Linked DNA regions of Mus musculus: all the other regions are linked to region 2. Evidence: chromatin loops called from intact Hi-C (ENCODE). Cell type or tissue: left cerebral cortex. All regions are shown on one strand. Region 1 overlaps Nalcn (sodium leak channel, non-selective). Region 2 overlaps Fgf14 (fibroblast growth factor 14). Region 3 overlaps Itgbl1 (integrin, beta-like 1).

Region 1 (8,000 bases), 820 kb after region 2:
ACCCCAGATGACCAGGTCCATTTCCTATCTTGTTCCTTTTTTCTTTTTCTTGTGTTTTTTGTCTTGGTCAGGCTTGTGCTCTGGGGATGGCAGAATGATAAAAGTTATAATGGTGATAAAATAGGAGTTATATGACTTTGTTTAAATGTATCAACTGTCCACTTTTAAGTGGACTGAAATAAACATAGGGTAAGACCATTTGCTGATGTTTACAAACATAATACACCCAAACTAAACATACCAAGACAACTTCATGTTAGAAACCTGTCTCACCATTGTTTTCAACCTGCCCCTGGAACACTGATCTCACTGGAAATTAGCAATATAGATTAATGTTGTCTATTTGTGGACCTTACAAGCTTGTCTTCCAATATATGTTCTTTTGTTATGTCTGATTTCCTGCCCTCAATATTGCAGTATAAAATCTGACTACATTTTTATTAGGCTGCACCTCATGCATTTCAAGTGTCTAAATAGACCACAGTTTGTTTTTCTGTTCTATTGATAGGCATTTGGGTGGGCTGTAGTCTGGATGCACAAATGTCATTGCCATAGAGATGAAGGCATGGCTGTGGTATACACACTCCTTCCACAACAGGCCCATGGAGGTGTATAGGAAAAGAAGGAACTCATGGAACTTCTGGAAAGGGGCTGTTCCTGCTCATAGGAGGCAACTCGATGTCCTCTTTTCGAGCTGCCACTCCCTCTGTTCTCTCCTGACCCAACTGTATATCTGAGCATCCCTGGTTCTCACCATTCAAAAGGAAGATTTTCAATAACACAGAGAACCTTCTGAGTTATTCAGAAGAGCTTTGCTCTTTGTAGTGTTGTGGTTCAATGACCAACTCCTGCTGAGCTTCAATTTGTTCCTGACCATATTCTATTTTCACTCTCTGGGAGGTGCTATGAAAGGAAATTTAAAAGTGGAATCCTGCCCTGAAGGAGCTTAAGTGCTCTTGGGAATATTAATATACCCTAATGCAAATTAGAATTCTACAAGATCCATTTTAAAAACGTGAAAGCAAGGAGATTTTACAAAATAGTATTAGTCTACTGTATTGATCACTGTATTCTAGGGCTTGGTTAGCTTTAATTTGATATATTACCATCATGCCCTTGACAAACATGGTCCAAACATTCATCAGCTTTTCAGTGACAAACATCATGATCAGCTAAATGCTGCAAGAATCTAATTTCATTCCATTTTGCAAATGGAGAGTTCTTACATGCTACCTAAAAAAAAAATTAGCTGCCCAATTAACACATAGATACTGTCTATACTTCTGTTCACTCTACCAGGCTTTCTTTTGTTTCTACAAAATCTGTGACGGAATCTCTCTCTATCACCCACTTAGTGTCATTTATTTGGTAACAGTTTTTTTTTTCCTCTGACTTCATGTTAACTACTGTCCCAGGACACAGGATGAATGTGAAGAAACAAACCCCACCAGTTTCCCAGCCGCCCAGGCCTCATACTCTTGGAGAAAGTGCTTGACATATCTTATGTGAAACAAAATTCCTTACAATGATAATGTGAATGGTGCATTTAACAATTTTCCCCCAAACCTACTGAGCTTCAGAACAAGACATTCCTGGAATATTGGGCTTTTGCAGAAATAAACGGCTAATCATTCTGGATGAGGTGTGTCAGGGATCATCTGATGTTTACATTCCTTATTGGAGAAATGGAGGGAGATTCAGAACAAACACTGAGAAGAAGGCATTTGACATTCAAATAAGGTTGGAAGAACGAGCCACAACACTACAGAGAATCACAGGAAGTCAAGATGTAGTGAGCCCTCAGCGCTCACAGGAAGCCTTGATTCAGAAATTAATTCATTGACGCTGGAGGGGTTCATGGCTTCTGATTCACAGAGCTACCAGTCTTTTGATAACTGCTGCAGCAGCCTAGAAAACTGTTAAAACATGTACTAGATTGAACATCAAGAAACTGAAGATTTCTCACTGCCTCGATCCATATGAACAGCCACATTCTATGTCCCAGCTCAACATCATGTGAGCTCCTAAAAAAAGATCCTCTGAAAAACTATGCGAGAACCTAAAATCCCAAGAACAAGTAGAAGTTCATGAAGTTTAAGGAAGTAGAGATGGGGCAACAGGATGCAGCAGGAATGAAGGGCTATGCTTGTGGGGGTCTCAAGAGGATGTGATGTGGACACCCAGATAACTAAAGCTAGACAGGTGGAGAGAAAGGAAATGAGACTTTGAGTCCAAATGGAAGGTTTTGACCTCTTTATTTTATTTTTATTTTTTTGTATTGGAGTAACAACAGATAGGTTTTAAGATTGAGATTTTTGTAACCACAAAATGCAGGAATAGGTGATAAGGAGCTAACATGGAGGTAGAGAACCCTAACAGGGCTTGTGAAGGTCCAGTCAGGTTCTGGTGAGGATGAAAGGAGTCAACAGATGGAGATGGTTTTAGGGAGATCTCAGGATTCTCATTTTGATGAGATGCTCTGACTGACATACACTTTACCACTGTGTCTCACCCTAGCAGAAAACACAATTCAGTCCACATAGCTTAGACCCCGCCCCCAAGAAGTGGAGACAAGAATCACACACTGCAGCCTGGGAGGTCTGTCAGTGTGGGAGAAATAATACCATGGTTTATTTTTTTCTCATTTCTTGCCTTGGGTTCCCAAGCACTCTGGTCACATCTCTTTATCTTTCTTTATCTTTCTAGGTAATTGGTCACATTATCTTTCTAGGTAATTGTCTATTCAACTATCCAGTGGGTTGTGATATGAGCTGGGTCGGGGGGAAAGGCAGGCGCCCTTTGATTTTTATAGCCTCAGAATTTTGCACGGGATCTGGCTCCCTGGATTGGTTCTAGAAGTGACAGCACAAATATCTAAACAAATGAGTCAGTAAATGCAATTGAGCAAGCTCCTACCTACACTATCAATCTCATCCGTCTCTGGCCTGCTATCACGGATTGCCTTGCTCTCTGGTCGGTCTTAATAAGTCAGCAGCTTTTTCTTTCCTTCTGGCCCCTACTTACCACTCGCAAATTTTCACCAGTTGTGTATCAGTGGCCCATTAGAAGTCAGTTACTTCTTCATAAGCTTTCATTGATGTACAGAGTTACTTTTCAGATTACTCTCATGCCATGGAGATTTCTGTGCTCTTTGTTTTGTGACCTTGGATGCTAGAGCTTTACTATCATCATCATCATCATCATCATCATCATCATCATCATCATCATCATCATCATCATCATCTCACCCGTCCCTTCTGATTAGCAAAATTTTTCTGGGCTTCTACTGACTGATAATTTCCTGATCTAAACTTTGAAATTTGAAAGCTGCATATGTATCAAAAGATGGCCTAGTCGGCCATCACTGGAAAGAGAGGCCTATTGGACACGCAAACTTTATATGCCTCAGTACAGGGGAACGCCAGGGCCAAAAAGGGGGAGTGGGTGGGTAGGGGAGTGGGGGTGGGTGGGTATGGGTGACTTTTGGTATAGCATTGGAAATGTAAATGAGCTAAATACCTAATAAAAAATGGAAAAAAAAAAGAAAGGAAGGAAGGAAGGAAGGAAAGAAAGAAAGAAGGAAGGAAGGAAGGAAGGAAGGAAGGAAGGAAGGAAGGAAGGAAGGAAGGAAGGAAGGAAAGAAAGAAAGAAAGAAAGAAAGCCCACATTACACAAGAGGCTTTGATGCTCTCTTAACCCGTTTGGAGTTAGTAAGACCAGTGTTATAGTTTGGAGAGGGATAGGAAACAGGGAAGAAAGATTCACTGCAATACACAGAGTGGTTCGTCTTAAGAGGCAGTAAAGAGTGAAGAGAAGTCACAGGAAAAGCCAGCATTGGAAGGAGGAAGATAAGAAAGCATGGACTGGATTCAAGCCAGTTATTGATTCTTAGTTCCACGTCTGCCCCAGATAAACCTTGGCTTACAAGAAATCAAATTTGTGCAGATGTAAATACATCCCCTTCAGTTAGCTAAGGAGATAAGCAAGTCTGCCTGTGCATAAAATAAATCCAAATGTTTAATTGTAAGTAAAAGCTAAAGATGTTGTGTGTGGGGTGAAAGGAGACTTGTCATTGAGAGTACAACAACAACAACAACAACAAAAACCTTCCTTTGAATTTTATTTTAAATTGGTTTAGTTTGTTCTTAACTTTTGTCCTTCCCTGAACTCAGTTTTAGGACTCAGTGAACAATCTCTGGGACCGCTGGGTGATGTGCATGGTGGGTCTTTTCTTCCATCTAGCGGCGATATGTGTAATTACATGTTATTCTCCCAAGTCTGAAATTGTTCATTACAATGGGATTCAATTTTCTTCTCCCCCACCCCACCCTTTAGCTAAAGCAAAGTGAAGCGAACGCGGACACCAAAGAAAAACTCCCTTTGCGCTTGAGAATCTTCGAAAAATTTCCAAACAGACCGCAAATGGTGAAAATCTCAAAACTTCCTTCAGATTTTACAGTTCCTAAAATCAGGTATCAGATTGTTTCGTTGACTGTATCTCTTCACAACGTGGCTTACCATCTAAGTTAACCTCAGCCTTCTTTCAGACTGGCACGTGGGTAGGTTTGGGGTTGTGTTTGAAATTGTTATCTCCTGTTCTTCTCCCTGCCTTTGTGGTACAAAGCCTTTGAGTTCCATGAGTCATCCCTTCAGAGAAGAAGCAAGTGAGACACAAGCTTGTGTCCCCGCCTCCATCTGAAGACTTTTTGGTCATGAGACCTCCTAGGTATAGACAAGGTGGACTTTTCAGTCATTAGACCTCCTAGGCATAGACAAGGTGAACTTTGCTCAGAGGGAAAGAGGACAGACTTCGATGTGAGCACTTTATCTCTAAATACATCAGGCAGGCAGCTCTGGAAGGTGTCTTTGTTACAGCAGCATTGGCTTATATGGCCATCTGGTCACAGTGTAATCTGCCTCCCACTGGTTAAAAGAACCTTAACATTTACACCCACACTGATTCAGTTTGCACTAGCTTTGCCTTCCTGCTAAACAAATGCATTCTTAAGGTGCTTGGAACTTCCTGCTTTTAATAATTGGAGGAAAGTCTTCCAATGATAACTCAAAAGGCTCCAGGTACAATCATGAAATCATATAGACTTTTCCATTTTTTTAAAATTTATTCACTTATTTATCTTTAAACATCTTGGTGAGGGATTAGGGAAGGTTGAGATTAGGTGCAATGCCAAACACTTGAAACTCCAATAGAAAAAGAGGATCATGTCACTTAATGCCTGGAGAGAGTTCTGGACATTTTCATGGTTTTATCAACATCAGATATGTTGATGCAGATGGTGATGCTTACTGCATTACTGGGTGTACAATGCAATCTTATGGGGCCACCATTTGCATGCAGCCTATTGGTGACCAAATTGTAGCCAAGTTGCACATGACAGCATTTCTTTTTCTGATTTTAAGTTGCTTTCTTTGTTTACTTGCATTAATGTTATTTAAATTTTTCATATTTTGGTGATCAGATGAAGTCTTTTCCTTTTGAGTCTTTAAATGTAAAATTATCTCTCAAGGACTTTTATGATGAATAGAAGTTTGAAAAGATGAATTAATTCTTTCAAGTAGTAGGGAGAAAATAAAGTATCTCATTACCACGGTAGGATTCAAATCACACCATCAATTATTAGAAACCCTTGCTTTTAAGCTATTTCAGGGACATTATGTCTTTAAACAGGAGTTTGCAAGGATTCAGGAAGCTTTTTCCCTAAGTTAAATAATTTGATAATTAAATCCAACCATCGCCCTTGGTATGACACATCTTTATTTTTGTGATCTTCTGCACTGCTTCATTGTCTCTGAAATGCCACCTCCCATTCTACTTCCTGAGTAACCCTGATCTGTGTGCTTCATTCACAAAGGGAAAGCTTCATGAAGCAGTTCATTGACCGCCAGCAACAGGACACCTGCTGTCTCTTCAGAATCCTCCCCTCTACCTCTTCCTCATCATGTGACAACCCCAAGAAGCCCACAGCTGAAGACAACAAATACATTGATCAAAAAGTAAGAACCACTGTCTCCATCACCAAACCCCTCTAAAGCACATGTTAGAGAAAAATGTGGCACAATTATTTAGAGTCCTCAATTCCTAAGTCTGTAGGGAATAGAGAAGAAAATAATAAATAGATAGGTGTATGTGTATATATGTACATATTGTTTGTGATGTAATTCATATTTCTATTATGTTAAAAACTCGAATGCCAACTTGCTCCTGTCCAGGCTCTCCTGACCCTCCTCTACCCCACAGAGCTGATATGTATTGTGTCCTCTGTCTTAGTCATCTTGCCCTAGGTTATGTCAATGATTATTGCCTTTGTGCTATGTCTCTTCATTTTAAAGAACTTTCCCTCATTTATTTTCTCTTCACCATTCTCAGATCTCATTCCTCATTCTTGTAGAGAACACTCTGTTGCTAATGTCTTCTCTTTTTTTTTTCATTCATTTATTTTTTGTCAGTTGAAAATAATTAGGTTTGTATCTGGTTGGTTAGATTTCATTTTCTTTGGGGAAAGCCTGTGAGATGTTGTCTGCATTCTTGGGGCTCAAAAATTTTATTAGTATATACCTTCTCTGTCCTTTCTCATCAAAATTTCACCAACTGGGAAGGGAGATTTTTCAAAATAAGACACTTACACAAGGACATTCCACCTATGACTTGTTTAAGTGTGGCATATCCATTTTAGGACTGCCTTTCTCCCTGTCAATTACTGTCTCTACTTTTGTCCTTGGCATTAATATTTTGTTTTCCCCCTACCTGGTTTTTTTTTTTTTTGTGGTCACAAAATTGACTTTAGATGATACCATATTTGCTTTCATTTGTGTAGTGAGAGATTATGCCATATGTGTGGTACTTTTAACTTCTTTTAGTTGGTTCTTGATTTTGCTTGCTTGAAATAAGACCCTATGGTATCTATACTTCCCAGTCAGTACCATAAACAGGTAAAGAAACAACAGCCCAAGTAGACACAGGAAAAATGTTTGGAGAAACGGTAACCTAGTCCAGGACAGTCTGCAGTTACATTTTGCATTTCTAGAAAGCAGATTGGTTTTGTCTTAGTGTATTGAATTTGTTTCATTATGTTTCCAAACTTGACTATAAGCCAGAGGTGAAGTGGCCTTCTCCTCACCCTGACTATGCTAGGGTTATGACTACCTGCATCCAAGAGAAAGACAAAAAAAAAAAAAAAGCTGATGTCCCCCAAATACCCAGTGTGACAAAACCAGGACATACTTTCTAATCATTAGGAACACTTTCCCACAGAAAACTGCAAATCAACCTCTTCCTTAAAAGAGAATATGAAGTTTTCACAATTCCTGGGTAGGATGCCCATCATTTGTTGAGGAAAGGAAACAAGCATGTTGGCAGGTGTCAGGGAGGGGTGTAGCAGAGGGGAGTCTCTGTTTACCCAAGCTGCTCCACCATCTACTATTTAGTTTAGACTATCAGAGCTTAAAATGCTACTTCTTGTTTTCTTCATAACATTTTGTGAGTGTGGCTGCTCTTTAGCTTACCAGAGCCATTGAACCCTGGGTGCCATCCATATTATTTATCTTGGACCAAGATTTTGAAGGTGACAGTTATCCCCCAGCCTCTAGAGTTGATTAAGACCCATCTTGTCTGTTAAACAAGACCATTATAGATAGCCATGTGTTTCTCTTCATCTCATCTCCATCTGGTAGACCTTACACAGAAAAACTATAGTTGGGAGGGTTCTCTCATGATATTTATTCTAACCTGAGCTAAAGCTGCGAAGTAGAATGCATATCTACCTCCAGGTCTCATCAGCTGATCCTAGGAGTGAGCACTACCTGTGTTACCATGTGTCCTAATTTGTTTTCTGTTGCTGTGGTAAACACCATTACCGAAAACAAAGTGAGGAGTAAGGGGCTTATTTCATCTGATAGGTTATAATCCAGCAAGGAGGGTAGGAACTCAAGGCAGGAACTTCAACTGGGGAAGAAAACTGCTTACTGTCTTGTTCCCTCTGGAT
Region 2 (8,000 bases):
TTTTATCACAGCTTAAGACAGCAGATGGCTCTCTTGCGTTTTCTTTCACTTATCTCTATCTGTAAACAGCCTAGTAGCCTTTGGAAGAGGGAATAGGAAAATGCGAGGATTAAGCTAAAAGACCCCGATTGCCTAATACAACTCCCTTCTTCAGATTCTCCTGAAATACGAAGCCACATCGAATAGAATGGGCCTCTGGAGATTTGAGAAATTTCACTGTCAGAGAGACTTTCTACACACTTCATCAGGGATCCTAATAGAAAGATCGAGCAGGCAGGATGCTTCTCTGGTATCCAACAGTTGAAAGCTTCTGCCTCGAGGTGTGTTATTACAGTCAGTGGAAGTAGTGATGGTTAATTTCCTTTCCATTTAAGAAAAAGAGGGGGCAAAACATTGCCTTTACGGGAAGATATAGTCTAGGAGACCTTTACAAGATAGCCAGACAGCGCTTCTCTATTCTGGCTTCTTCAATGAAGTGTGGCTGGCCAGCGTCACTGTCCGCGGTGCTGAACCTCAAACAAGCGGGAACTTGAGGTGCAATAAATAATGGAGAGGGGGTGACATATGAAGCCCAAAGTCTGACTTACCTATAGTCAAAGATTGGGAAATATGACTGAAATACGAAACAAACAGGCAAACAAACAAACCAGTGAACACAGCTGTGATGACAAGGAGCTCAATCCGATTCGAGTTAATAGCATGATGTCTTGGCTGCTGGAGTTGTACTCAATTTAAAAGGTCATTTTACACTTTGCATCTCATCTCATTCTCCAGAAAAAAAAAAAAAAAAAACCACTACGAAACCTTTAGGTAAATCTGTTTGTTTTAATCATGTAGTCATTTAGAAATTCCAAACTAGAACTTTTCAAATATCCAAATGGATTCTTTGCAGTAATGACTCTTATTAAGGGTTGTTTGTTTGTTTGTTTGTTTGATTGATTGATTGATTGATTGATTGATTGATTGTTTTGAGACAGGGTTTCTCTGTGTACCCATGGCTGTCCTGGAACTCACTCTGAAGACCAGGCTGGCCTCGAATTCAGAAATCCTCCTGCCTCTGCCTTCCAAGTGCTGGGATTAAAGGCGTGCACTGTCTGGCTTATTAGGGTTCTTTACCCCTGTGATTTAGCAAAAGAACAGTCATACTTTTATCCATGTTTTATTAGGGTTGCTCATCTCTCTGTAAACAATCTTCTCTGTGAACCACGACACTGCTTCACAAACACACACTCAAAATACATTGGTGTTCCCCTTTTCTCAGTTTTCTCTTTAAACTCATGGGTGACAAAGCAGTACACATTTTAGACAAGGTAACTCTAAAATATTCCTCTTAGTAATTGTGGTGTTTGTAGATGTAACAGCCAAGTGATGGGAATAATCTTACAGGGCATACCTCTTAATATCAAAAACGATATTACCCTAAACCTAATAATACCTGCCCTGGATCCAAATTCACACACTACCATTTCAGCAGATGTTCTCCACATCTCTAGTAAGAAAGGAGATCTAAAGGAAGAGCAGTGAAAGAAAAAGAACTCCTTACAAGGGGAAGATATGGATCAGTTGTTGGGTGAAGAAGTTCAGCTTCCCTGGAATACATCGTAGGCTACACTTCCCTTATTTGCCTAGTCGTATCTTTGTAGTACTTTTTAACTATTATCCAAAACAAAGGAAATAGTACATTTTTGTTCAACACTGCTTCAGAGACTTCCTGTCTTCCTTATCCCACTTTCCAGTTCTCATCTAGTACTGGGAAAATATTTCTAAAACCCTGCCAATGATTGCCAAAGCATGCTATGTCTGTGTCCATATTGGATGGTGAGAAGTTTAGCTTTTGCCTTTCTTTCTCCTTGTCTTCCTGGGATGATAGACAAAATTGGGCAGGATGGTGGTGGTGGTGCATCTAGTGCTTGGATCAACTACAACCACTAAAGCATGAAGAGCTTTTCCTCAGTCTTCCTTTTCCCAGCTGTGTTCCCTTTCCTGAGAAAGAACACTGTTAGATCATAGGCAAAACACTGAAGGGACGAGATATAAAGTATTATCTTTGAATTTCAGATCCAGCTCAAGTGGCTTTGGTCTCTGGTGGTGCTTTTCCATCTAGGCAAACCAAAGAAAAGCAGAGTTCATGATGACATGCCCTTAGTTTGACTGTTTTTTGCTATCGCTGAGTGCTACGACAGACACCCTTTCTCCACACTGTGCTAATCTTTGTGCTAAGGCTTCCTCAGTATTCTCCCAGGCTCTTATCCTAATCCAGCTCTCTTGGTAGAACCTGTGTAGCCCCTGGCTGCTTCTCTTCCACCCTTTGGGAAATAGAACTGAAAGCTCTTTCCTCCACTCTATATTAGAACAAATTATCTATGTTCTTTCCCCTGGTTCTTCTTTTTGCTAAGTATTGATGGTTCAAAATGATAAACCTACCCTTCTTGGCAGCAGAAGAGAGTCCAACAAGTTTGGGTGACTAGGTGATAAGTGAAGGCACCTCCCTCCCCAGGACTAACTCTCCTCCCTCCTCCTCTGTGGTGTGGGGATGCTTTGGTGCTAGAGAGATTAATTAGAGAGCAGAAACCATCTCACCCCTCAGCTGCTGCTGAGAGTTTTCTGTGGACTCTAGAACCTTAAGCTGTGCCAGCCTCGGAAACATGCGAGTTTCATTTGAGCCAAAGTGGATGTATATTCCTTCAATTCTACCTCCTTAGTCTAGCATCTTGGCATCCCACCCCATGCAATTCATTTTACCTTTCTCTTTTTATTAGTATTTTAAAACATCACTGCATATACTTTGTGTGTGTGTGTGTGTGTGTGTGTGTGTGTGTGTGTGTGTGTGTAGACACATCGGATGGGGACCACATAGTTGGGAGGGGATAGTGGGGTGGGAATGGAGCGCTTTGATTACAGAGCTCAGGGGAGAAGATTGCTCTCTCCAGATGCTGATTTCCAAAGCACTTGACAATCACAGGCAGAAGCCAAGAGCGGACCGCTGTGGCCGCACCTGCCTGAGGGCAGCTTGAGCAGGGCACTGAGACCTGCCCATCGCGGCCAGGGACCCACAAATGCGCTGATACACTGTCGCGACCTGTCCTCCGCCCCTCCATCCTGTGCCCAGGAAGGAAGCCCACAGATCTGCCAACCTTTCACACGGGAGGCGGACAGGACAAGAAAGCTGAGCTGGTGGTGGTGGCGACCCTGAGAGGGCTCCAGCGATACGAGGTGACCGTCAGCCACAGCCCTCTGGACTCAGAAGCAGCTGCGACCTCCAGTTCCCTGTGCTGGCTCTGCTGTGTCCCGAGAGCATCTGCTTGCCTGGTCCAAGCTCAGTAGACTGGGCGATGGGTCCTAGTAGGGACTGACCACCCTCACCTCTGTCCCCAGCCCCTCCAGACCGCCCCTCCCTCTGCTTTCCTTAGGGCGAGCAGCTGTCTGCGCCGCCCCTTTCCTCTCCAGTGCCCCAGCTCCCCTTGCTTCTGTCCCTCCCTCACCGGGACCCATTCCCTGGGCCACCATGGCCGCGGCCATCGCCAGCGGCTTGATCCGTCAGAAACGGCAGGCGCGGGAGCAGCACTGGGACCGGCCCTCTGCCAGCAGGAGGCGGAGCAGCCCCAGCAAGAACCGCGGGCTTTGCAATGGCAACCTGGTGGATATCTTCTCTAAAGTGCGCATCTTCGGCCTCAAGAAGCGCAGGTTGCGGCGCCAAGGTCTGTGTGGGTCACAGTGGGGAGGTACGCCTCGGATGGGATGGCTGGCATTTCACTACCTGAATAGAACCGCTTCGGGCTTCCCTTGCTGCTTCATTCCTCGTGTTTCTGTCCACCCATCTCCAACCTTCTGATCTTCCTCCAGCGCGCCAGAGCGCCTTCCCGGTGTAGCTGTGAATCTGCTCCCAGGCAACCTGTAGCCAGCCACTGGGAACTCAGCCCGCCCAGAGCCCTCAAATTGGCTAGCTCCTAGCAGGCTCTTGCTTTCTGATTCTCCTGCGAGAGGAGCTCCAGAAAATCGGTTTGCACTCTTCTTCCAGACGTTAGGGCTCCCCAGAGAACAGTATTCGCTCTAGAATGCAGGATGAGGGTCTGCCTTCCGCAGTGCCTCGGGTCATGCATGTTGTCCCCCTAGTAAGATAGGAGATGTCAGGAATCTTGTGTGCCCCGCCTCACCTGGTAGCTTTAGTCTCTTGCAAACCCCATGGTTCATATCTCTTGATGAAAGGAACCCTCTGCTGGGACTATTGTAAAAGAAATGAGCAGCTGGGAGAGCATGAATTAAGGGGTTAGCTCAGTGGAGAGTTAATGGAAAGCTGGTTATCAAAGGGCTCTGATCCCTCCTGCTCACTGGCCTCTATGTCCTGTAGTCAAATCTTGGGTGAATACAGAGTTACCCTCGGAATGAATCTGACTGGGCCTGTTAGGGAAGAATGTATTCCTGTTTTGTCTGTTTTTAAATGATAAACTAGCAAATTATATGGAGCATGAACAGTTACTACACAGACATGACCAGCATAGAGCCCTTACTATGTGTGATATTACTATGATATTTTCAGAAAGAGTTAGTGCCCCTGATGACCTTCTGCTGCCTGTAAAATGTCAGTATTTACTCAGGAGACAGAGCCTAGCCAGATGCCCCCCTCTCCACACCCAGTTAGAAAGGGCAGCTGTTTTAGGGCATGTGGGACTGGGGCATTAGGAGGACAATACAGGGATGCTTGCTATATCTAACCAGGTGGGCAGGAAACAACATATTTACATTAATGGTTATCTGTGTTTGCCCAGCACAATGCATTCTCCCAGCCCAGCTGTGTTTGCTTTCAGTGTCCTGCTCCTTTAAAGACAAGGAAGAGACACTCTTGAAAAGCTTGGGTTTCTGTGTGCATTTGTATGTGTCCAAATCTTTTCCTATCTATGACAAAAAGTTTTGATGCCTTTTTAAAAATAATGCTAAATATGAAAAGGGTCGATAGCTAATTGTGGTAATGATGAATTTTAACTAACTTCCTGTTTGTTGCCATCAAGCTCAAAAGAACACAAGTAAGAAATGCTCTCATGCACATTTTAATGGAAATGCAATTGTGTATCTGTAACAGGAGAAACTTCCTTATAAAGGCAAAGGGGTAAGGAGATTTCAGAGCAGTGACAATTATGAAGAATAATTAACTTGTCGTTTGCACTTTATACAGGAACCTTATACAGGAAATCTTTAAGGTCAGTGTTCTGGTTACTGTCCATACCAGTATCCGTCACTACCATAGTGTCTGCTTCCTACTTTATCAGATAGATTATTCATTGGAACACAGCATTCACAGCAGTGAGTTGAACTTGCCATCTAGTTAAACTGCAATGGATATATTCTCTCCTGAATAAGATTATCTTAGTACAAACACAGCTGAACAGTGTTAAAGGTTACAATGTACATTCTTAAAATGTGCAACAATTAGATTATTTTATAAACACAGTGGATCTTTTGTGCTATATTGGGTGATGAGGGAGGGGTTACTTGACCTGTGATAAATTTCAAGATAATTTTTTCCAAGTCTAGAAAGATGTCTGGGCTCTCTAATAGTCAATTTTTCTATTTTTAATGTTTACACTTTCTTTAATATTCTTAAGTCTGAGCATACACACACACACTCCTCGATGGTCTGTAAGAAAATTACGTTTGGTACCATGTTGTCACCTTGTTTTTGCTGAGAGAGTGTAAGAAAAAATTTATACACAATATTTTCTTTTGTTCCTTTTTCATCACATAAAAAGCTTTTAAAATCTAATTTGCCAATAGGTAGACATAACCTTTTAAGTATGATAGTTTCATATATTCTTAATACTTGAAAATCAATAACCTGACAAAAGAGTATTGAAAGTTTATAGCGTGATTAGCCTTGCTACAGATCTTATAGACAACTAGGTTAATAACTAAGAGAGTCTCTTCCCCCATGGAGCTCACATACACAGGCTACAGAGTTGTTGCATAGAAGGAGAACAAATGGATGAGAAATATGTCCAGAGTTCTACAGACCTGTAGCGAAGAGGAGGAGACTGGAGAACTAGGGAAAAGATTAGCTGAGGAATGAGTTTAGTGAAGATGAGGGAGGATGATGCCCACATTGAGGACTGCCTGTTGGTGAGGGTGTAACGGCACAAGAGATGGTTAAAAAAAATGGAGTATACGTGCAAAAACCTGCTGGCAGGAAAAATCTTAGTTCACACAGAGAAAAAACAAACAAACAAAAATAGAGGTATAGCAACTCTTGAAGCACACCTTCAAGTATAATATGCATTGACTCTTTAAAACAAGACAAAACAATAGATCTAAATTTTGTGTCTTGGAGAAAGGGAATAAATATTTCTTAATCTCGGGGAATTGATTTTTCCCTCTTTAAAAAATTTTAGCTGGCTATATTAATACATACATGTAATAACAAAACTTGGTAGGTGGGGGCAAGGAAGATCAAGAGTTCAAGGCCAGCACTAAATGTGTGAAATCTCTCAAAGGAACAAAAAGCAAAAAACTAACACTCTATTAGATAGCAATTTCTGTATTGTCAAGTGGGTTAAACTAAAACCCCACCACCCAAAACCTCATTATATGCTCTGATTTGCCCCTGAGCCTTCTGCAGGATGGCTGTAGCATGATAGGTGCTATGATGATTCCACCTTCCCAGATTCCTCTACTTCTGCCTTCTCACTTCCTCTGACTTTAATCAAAAGTTAGCATCCTGCAAATTAGCCATATGAATGTGTTTCTTGCATGTATGTATGTTCACGTGTGTGTGTGTGTGTATTTGCGTATGAATCAGTGTGTGTGTGTGTGTGTGTGTGTGTGTGTGTGTGTGTGTGTGTCTGTGTTTGCATGGGTGCATGCTTTGCTCTGTGCCTGGAATGTTCTCTTCACTTCTATATTCGGATACAAGAATTAATCTTATTTCTGAAAGCTAGGAAAAGATGCCTTCTGAGAAGTCTTCACTAACTGCATCATATAAAAGTAGCCCTCAGTGGCATTTTGTAATTTCTTTTGTTGTGTATACCTGATAAAAATTATTTAGCACACATCTTTAGTCTATTGTGTTTAAGAAGAAAAGTTCATTTTCTTCAGCTTTCAAATCTTGATAGAGTTTCTGGGCCCTGGAGGGTGCTCATCTCTGCCATTTAGCTGGGGGGGTGGGGGGGGGAATTGGATGGCAACAGATCCACACTAAAGAACTGTCCCTCAGCCTCAATGTTCTCACTAAATCATACTAAAATAAAAATTCCTTTCAATTCTCCATGTTTTTCTACTTTCCCTTAACAACTGCATAAATGTAATTTGTTCTCTGGAAATGGGCCTGTAGATATCAAGGATACCAGTTACCTCATTTTAATACCTGCGTAATACATGGAGCACATTTAAAGTATATGCTAACTTTATATAAAGAAAGAGGAACACAGGAGACAGTTGGCAAATTGTTTTATTATTTGAAGTCTTTGCAGAAAATTTAAAACAGAAGATGAAGGTAATGATCTTATCCTAAAAGCATTACACTTCTGCTATTACATGTTAAAATAACATGCAGCATAACAAGAAAGAGCATGTCTGTTTGTAGAATAGTAGCCTTTCAAAAACTCTCTGAGGCCTGTGTAATTGTCTCTTGCAAGTTAATATTTTATTTGCACTTTTACCTGGGATCACTGGAGCCATTGAAGTATGCACTGTTTGTGTTTAGGCAGTAGGTACAGGTTCGCTAACAACACATCTTGCCTAAAATAAATTGCAGGGTAGCCTAAAATTTTAGAAATGAAAAATGTACTTCTTAAATCATGTTTTCAAGTTAATCTGTGTTCTAAAATGCAGAAAATGCATGTGTATCTGTAGAGACAAAACAGCTGTCCTCAAGTGGTAGTGAAAAAGCTCCATCTCCTAAGAAATGAGAAGAGCCTTCCCTCTTACAGAGCACAGTGTAAAAGAAAACTAGCCTCTCAAGAAGTGATCAACACAGACAAAAACATAGGACCTACAGGTTGATGCTGCAACCA
Region 3 (8,000 bases), 440 kb after region 2:
TTCAAGACCAAAGGCATGACTTGAACGCCAGGGCCAAGAAGTGGGAGTGGGTGGGTAGAGGAGTGGGGGGGGGGTATAGGGGACTTTTGGGATAGCATTGGAAATGTAAATGAAGAAAATACCTAATTAAAAAAATTTTAAAATATTGAAAAAGGTAAAAAAATAAAAAATAAAAAAATAAATGCAAAGTGAATGTGAAGAGTTTTCAACAAACAAGACCAAACATCAATTTTGCAGATCTACATCCTCTGTCAAAGATCTGTTCCTAAATGCTAAAGTCACACTAATATCTCAGAACAGCAACTATGTATCCACATATTTCCCAAGAGTAGAAAAAATGAAAGACAGGACAATGTTCAGGGTAAAGATCATTTCAGGTCAGGTCAGCAGAGGGGCAGAGCTATATGAAGTGCCCCAGCATTGAACCCATGTGTTGATTAGCAAGCTTGGCTGACATAAAACACAGGGACCCGAGAAAGAGCCTTCTCCAGTCTCTGCCTGAACCCAAAATATTAGACTCTACAATTTCTTGAAACTTGTAATATCAGGGAAAGTAATCCTTTCAATATTAGAGCATATAACTAACTAGTAACCATTCTGTACAAACACATAATACCTTGCACACAGATAGACATTCATACATTACTAATGTCAAATGCCAAATGTAGGATTAGAGTGTCATTTTTAAATGTTCGTTCTTATGACAACTCTTGATCTTGGTTCACTCTTTAAGCTTAGTCACTTGGTAAGCCTAAAAAAAAAACTAGTGATGACTGGTTGAAACCAGCCATTCATATTTAATTAGCTTGGGATGCAGCCATTTCTCTTAGACTTAAAGATCACAAGCAGATGAGTGTCATGTGTGTGTGTGTGTTTGTGTGTGTGTGTGTGTGTATCATTGCACGTGCATGCACACACACACACACAGAGAGAGAGACAGAGAGAGACAGAGAGAGACAGAGAGAGACAGAGAGACAGAGAGACAGAGAGAGAGAGGAAATGACTTGCATCCACAAGGGAAGATTTCTAACTATCCTGAATGGCTCTAGGAACATGTGCTTATTGGATACATACCCTCTCTCTACTACTGTTTCTTTGCACTGGGACTTTCAGTTTTTGGACTTTTAATTGCTTCATAATTACCCAGTATTGCCAGGGCAAGAAAGGGGCAAGTGTAGGTTGCTAAATTCTAAAGTAGTCTTCTCACACCCCGAATGAGTGAGAAGAAAAATCACATTTCTCCTAGGTGACCAAGGAAGCACAATATAACCTCTGCTGAAAGAATATTGGCCATGGAAGCCTTTGCAAATAAACCTTAAGAGATTATTTTGAGCCAAAGCACATTTTCTGCCAATTCAATTTCACATAATGTGGGTAGTAGCACATCTCCTCTCTAAATGGCAAACACATACAATTGGAACAATGTCTAAACATCCTGAATTTCAAAGTTGACCCAGAAACCTTGAGATCATATGTCACTCAGCATGAAATAGTTAGGAAATATCAATGAAAATATTTTAGAGTGTTAATCCTAGGTTATATAAGCTTTAAAATAGTATGAAAATCACCGAATATTTCTCCAAATGAAATCTACCTACTCTAAAACCAGTTTGATCTTAAAAACGTCTTTTTTTTAATTTATTTTTTTTAATTATGTGTGTGTGTGTCTGTGTGTATGCACAGAGGCCAGAAAAAGGTGTCAGATCTGTAGTTACAAAGGGTTATGAGTATGCATGTTTACTCTGGGAACCCAACTCTGGTATTCTATAAAATTAGCTATAACTTCATCCCCAGATAAGAAGCATAAAAATAAAAGGCAACTTGTGATGTAGTATATATCATATTACTAGCAGTATTATTGTTTTTTAATCATTTATGCTGCTGTGCATGTTTTTAACTCAACATGAGGCATTGTCTTTAAAAGTACTTAGTTGATAAGTGAAATGTTTTTTATTTCCTTTGAGGATAAGTGAAATGTTTTTTATTTCCTTTTTTCACATAAAAATCCCAGTGAATCACAGGGACAGGTGACTAGGTCTGTTCCCAGGTGTCTATGGATGAACAAATGCTATCTGAGTACAAAACACAACTGCGCAGTATGATGATTTTTAAATCCATGTTTCCATCAAATATGGCAAATTAAAACAAAGGACTGGAGTGCTTCTCAATCACTACTGTCTCATGAACAGAAAGCAACACTGGGCTAGAAGAGGATTTGAAATGGAGGAAGCCTGCAGGAAAACACCATATGAAAACCCAATTTAAAACAGAATTCAAATAGTGCTTCAAAATTATTTCCATGAACACGAGATGCATGGGATCTGCTCTAATGGCATTTTCTTTCTCTAAAGAAAAGCACAATCAATAATTCTCAGACTAGAAGAACATAACGGATAAAAAGGAGAACAGATTGTTTTATTTTCTCCAATAATACAATATTTCAATCTTACAGTCAAGAAGGCAACATCTTGGTGTGGGTGTATAATTAAAGGGACCTCCATGTTGTTACTCTTCTTGATGAACATTTAAGTGCAGAAATAATAATGTATTTTAGTGGGGGAAGGCAATTTGAAAAGGCAGAGCAGCTATCTTCAATTAATTGCAGTGGTAACTGAATACGGCTTACAGCACATCTCAGAGTCAATCTGATCACTCACTTGAGTAGATTCACGTGGATTTTAAATGTTCCTAAAAAAAAAAAAATCTTGTTTTCAAAGTTTGATCTGAAAAAATGCATTTTTTCCCCTTGTTGTGATGCCTAATCTAGGATCCCACTACAGGTTTCTGGGTTGCCAAGGTTAGTCAGAATGTATCCATTCAAAAGACAAATGGCAGGTGCAGTTTCTGCTTCTAGAGTTTTCCTTGTAACTGAGACTGCATTAACTTAGCAGTGCAGAAACAGTGAGAAGATCCACAGAAACAAAATCACTGTTGATCCCTGTGTAGTTATTAGTTTGTGGCATCACACCTCTTGTGATGACCAATGTGCCCACACAAGAACGCTTGACACTCTTTTTTTGGTTTTTTTTTTTTTTTTGGTTTTTTAGAGACAGGGTTTCTCTGTATAGCCCTGGCTGTCCTGGAACTCACTTTGTAGACCAGGCTGGCCTTGAACTCAGAAATCCGCCTGCCTTTGCCACCCAAGTGCTGGGATTAAAGGCGTGAGCTATTCTATGATGTTCTGAGCCATACCTCCTTGCTCCCAAATAGGCTTTGAATTGGGAAAGCATCAAGCATCAATAATGACAGACAGATTCCCCCTACACTTTACGCTGATTGAAAAATAAATACAACTACATTACTCTAACCATAATCAGTTCTATTTCATGCCATTCACTTATACACTAGAATGTAGATGCAGTCTCACGTTTATGTACATAAGTAGTTAAAGTAGGGAGTAAGCAATCATTAAGTATAGTAACTATAGAGCTTGCAAAAACTAAGATAAAATTCAACCACATAATTTAATTACTTTGTTCTAAGTTTGCATGCTAAAAGCATTTTTGCATAAGGGCAGAATGGTTTTAGGAAATAACACCCCCCCCAGCCCAAATAAGCTCTAGTACTAATTACAATACTTCTTATTCTATGGTGAACTTTCTATTAGCAGTACTTGTAGTTTGATTCATAGATGGAAGGGTTATGAGAGCCCTCTGGTGGTCAATATTAAAGTGCTTTTTTTTCTTTTTCCAATTTTTATTAGGTATTTTCTTCATTTACATTTCAAATACTATCCCAAAAGTCCCCTATACCCTCCCCTGCTCTGCTCCCCTACCCACCCACCTCACTTCTTGGCCCTGGCGTTCCTCTGTACTGGAGCATATAAAGTTTGCAATACCAAGGGGCCTCTCTTTCCATTGATGGCCGACTAGGCCATCTTCTGCTACATATGCAGCTAGAGACACGAGTTCTGGAGGTACTGATCATTTCATATTGTTGTTCCACCTATAGTGTTGCAGACCCCTTCACCTCCTTAGGTACATTCTCTAGCTCCTCCATTAGGAGCCCTGTGTTTAGTATAGACCAAATTTCCCTAACCTGAGGACCTCGTAGCCCAGGAGGTGAAAAGAATGGATGTCCGTGGAGCAGAGAGTGATATATATATACTTACTTATGTATTTGATATTTATATATCATACCTCATTCTTCCATTTCTCAGGAAATTTACTCAATGGTTCGGTTAGGAACAAAATAATCTAAATTCATATATAAAATAAGATGTTAAAAGATAGCAAGAGAGTTAAAATTTACATATTAAATGGCATGGGTAGGTTTTAACAAGAGCAAGGAGATAAAAGTGGAACTTTCACAGTAATTGTAGTGTTAGCTACTAATCAATGCAATTGTTTTTATTTGCATCATATATATATTTTTTTTTGACAGAGGTTCACTGAGGTGTCCTGTCCAGCCTGGAACTCACAGAGATCTGCCTGCCTCTGCCTCTGCCTCTGCCTCTGCCTCTGCCTCTGCCTCTGCTCCAACACCCAAGTGCTAGGATTAAATCTGTGCTCCATCATAAGTTTTGAATATTGTTAATATCTCTCAAATGAGGGGAACATGGGCAAATATAATCAAACTACATTATATACATGTGTGACAACATCATAATAAATCCATTATTTGTTTGATTAATATACAAAAAATAAAATAAAATAGATAATAATTTAAAAGATAATGTAATCCATGACACAAAGCAACATGAAAAGAAGACAAAAGTCCTTAGAAAACAAATTAACTCTTAAAATGATTTTTAAAAATAAAAATATAATAATTAAATGTGCTTCCTTAAGGAACACCTTGCTGACCTGGGAAGCTTCCTGCACTTTCAGAAGTGATTATTCTCCATGGGAGATATTTATATGGCATGGGTTATTGAGTCACAGCACATTTTTGCTAGAATTTTCTTCATTTACATTTCAAATGCTATCCCCAAAGTTCCCTATACCCTCCCCCGGCCATGCTCCCCAACCCACCCACAAGAGAGAGCTATATCAGGATCCTTTCAGCATAATCTTGCTGGCATCTGCAATAGTATCTGCCTTTGGTGGCTGATTATGGGATGGGCCCCCAAGTGGGGGAATCTCTGAATGGTCCATCCTTTCGTCTTAGCTCCAAACTTTGTCTCTGTAACTCCTTCCAAGAGTCTTTTGTCTCCTATTCTAGGGAGGAATGAAGTATCCATGGGTTGGTCTTCCTTCTTCTTGATTTTCTTGTGTTTTGTAAATTGTATCTTGGATATTCTAAGTTTCTGAGCTAATATCCACTTATCATAGCAAGTGACTTCTTTTGAGATTAGGTTACCTCACTCAGGATGATATTGTCCAGAATTGCCTAAGAATTTCATGAATTCATTATTTTTAATAGCTGAGTAGTACTCCATTGTGTAGATGTACCACATTTTCTGTATCCATTCCTCTGTTGAGGGACACCTGGGTTCTTTCCAGCTTCTGGCTATTATAAATAAGGTTGCTATGAACATAGTGGAGCATGTGTCCTTCTTACCAGTTGGAACATCTTCTGGGTATATGTGCAGAAGAGGAATTGCTGGATTCCGGTAGTACTGTGTCCAATTTTCTGAGGAACTGCCAGACTGATTTCCAGAGTGGTTGTACAAGCTTGCAGTCCCACCAGCAAAGGAGGAGTGTTCCTCTTTCTCCACATCCTCGCCAGCATCTGCTGTCACCTGAATTTTTGATCCTAGCCGTTCTGGCTGGTGTGAGGTGGAATCTCAGGGTTGTTTTGATTTGCATTTCCCTGATGATTAAGGATGTTGAACATTTTTTCAGGTGCTTCTCGGCCCTTCTGTATTCCTCAGTTGAGAATTCTTTGTTCAGAGAGGTAGATCAGTGGAATAGAATTGAAGACCCAGAAATGAACCCACACACCTATGGTTACTTGATCTTTGACAAGGGAGCTAAAACCATCCAGTGTGTGTGTGGGGGGGGGGGGGGTAACAGCATTTTCAACAAATGGTGCTGGCACAACTGGCAGTTATCATGTAGAAGAATGCGAATTGATCCATTCCTATCTCCTTGTACTAAGGTCAAATCTAAGTGGATCAAAGAACTCCACATAAAACCACAGACACTGAAATTTATAGAGGAGAAAGTGGGGAAAAGCCTCGAAGATATGGGCACAGGGGGGAAATTCCTAAACAGAACAGCAATTGCTTGTGCTGTAAGGTCAAGAATCTACAAATGGGACCTCATAAAATTGCAAAGCTTCTATAAGGTAAAAGATACTGTCAATAAGACAAAAAGGCCACCAACAGATTGGGAAAGGATTTTTACCAAACCTAAATCTGATAGGGGACTAGTATCCAATATATACAAAGAGCTCAACAAGCTGAACTCCAGAAATTCAAATAACCACATTATAAAATCAGGTGGGATTAGTTCTTAAACTGTGAATGAGCACAAAGGCCACTCCCAGGAAATGAGGGAGGGGTCAAATACTTTGTTTTGAGCACAGAAAAATTTTAGGCTCTTGGCCAATGGACCTCTTCTCTACTCTTCTTTAGGACACATTGCTACTCATATATGAGGACCTGCCTTCAAACAGATCTTTGTTCCAGGGCATCAAACAGACTCCTACATCTGTGTTGTCTCTCAAAAACTTGAATTCTGAATATATTACATGAGAACAGAGAGGAAAGATTGTTGAGTAGTTCCTGTACCTGGGTGTGTCGATGGCTTAGTGTTCTGCCCGCTTATGTGTCAGGAAATACTTTTGTTTGTGCTGGTAAAATTGTTTTGTGTAAGACTTCTTTCATCAAAGCTCTTGCATTGTTTTACTTAATACATATTTAATAAATAATTATGATATCACAGATAGTGTATGGAAGGGAATCAATGGGTAAAAACAAACAGGAATTTAGTAAAGCTTCCCAGACTGTAAAATGAGGTGAAGTGTAATGAACTGTAAAGGAGAAGCTGCTGAGTTAGGTGGGTGCGCAACCATTTGAGACATAAGATAGATGCTCCAGGAACTTATTTAGAATATGCATATAGAGCACAAGAATGCTATAAGCCTATCAAGTCATTTTTGTGCATGCCAAAATTTGAGGATATTATTTCCTGGTTTTAAAGTAATAATGTCGATGAAATTATATCAAGCATTTCTTATAAGTTTCTTATAATTTGTAAAAAACAATATATCTTAAAAGTAGAAATGATAGTCTCTTTAAATTGTTTTTATTTAATCAAAATTAGCAGGCAGAGTATAATTAGAATCCCTCTGCCTTTATAATTCTCTTGTAAGTCTAAATCTTTTAATATGGCCATTCATAATTATACTTCAAATTAATGAAGAACCATTGACCCTGTGAAATCAAGTTCTCATATTGACCTACAGTAATGAGTTCTTAATAAGGATATATTACTCATGTCTGTAGTCATTATTTTCGGCTAATAATATTTCTAGGTTAAGTGATGTTGGAAAACATCTTACATATAAAAAAATAGTTCTGATCTCAAAGCACAGTGTATTAATGAGTAGTGTAGAAATAATTGGTTTTTTTCTGCCACAACTAAGAAAGATACATAAAAGCACACATTACACATATACACCTATATAATATTTATAATATTATATAAATATAGGATTCATTTTTCCAGTGTGAATTTAATCACATGAAATTAATGCCTTAACTTGGAACTATTTCCCATTATTAGTTATTACATTGTGTGGTGAGATTTAAAGTTCTTCTAAAATTTAACAAACACTCTGTTTTCATGTGATGACATATATAGAGACAAAATGACTTACAACTTAATCATTCCACCATATGTGTTATCTTTGGATTATATGAGGAGATGGTTGGTTGTATATAAGCTTCATGGTTACATTCATTGCTGGACTGAAGATGTTCCAAATGTCAGTATCTGTTAAAATTCTGTTAAATGTCATCATTAAAAGTGCTGTGACTCCACCAGTCAGAATGGCTAAGATCAAAAATTCAGGTGACAGCAGATGCTGGCAAGGATGTGGAGAAAGAGGAA

Evidence for each region. Hi-C counts contacts between places; a loop is a spot of excess contacts. Peaks named below come from ENCODE experiments on the same cell type or tissue, not always from the same donor. Only the 100,000 strongest peaks of a DNase experiment are listed, where the experiment ranks them.
Region 1: a loop joins it to region 2, with 8 times the contacts of the local background. A loop is called at or near these places in 6 of 42 quality-filtered maps.
Region 3: it touches region 2 in a loop (8-fold over the local background); 6 of 42 quality-filtered maps call a loop at or near these places.

The regions. Positions count from the first base shown.
Region 1 is chr14:123,367,950-123,375,949 of GRCm38, reverse strand. Nalcn (sodium leak channel, non-selective) reads left to right here. Exons shown (of 44, transcript NM_177393.4): 16 at 4,336-4,472; 17 at 5,871-6,012. Among named protein-coding and RNA genes, the nearest start is that of AA536875, 200 kb to the right of the region's middle. In left cerebral cortex, a CTCF peak has its summit at 4,236 (motif pointing left); DNase peaks (open chromatin) are centred at 1,958, 4,213, 4,602 and 4,810.
Region 2 is chr14:124,188,027-124,196,026 of GRCm38, reverse strand. All of the region lies in intron 1 of Fgf14 (fibroblast growth factor 14), which reads left to right. Among named protein-coding and RNA genes, the nearest start is that of 1700024B18Rik, 200 kb to the right of the region's middle. In left cerebral cortex, CTCF peaks have their summits at 22 (motif pointing right) and 3,593 (motif pointing right); DNase peaks (open chromatin) are centred at 21, 3,085, 3,634 and 3,833; H3K4me3 peaks cover 1,730 bases; H3K27ac peaks cover 1,144 bases.
Region 3 is chr14:123,746,867-123,754,866 of GRCm38, reverse strand. The region is part of intron 2 of Itgbl1 (integrin, beta-like 1); the gene reads right to left. Among named protein-coding and RNA genes, the nearest start is that of Itgbl1, 91 kb to the right of the region's middle. In left cerebral cortex, a CTCF peak has its summit at 3,652 (motif pointing left); no DNase peak of the experiment used is centred here.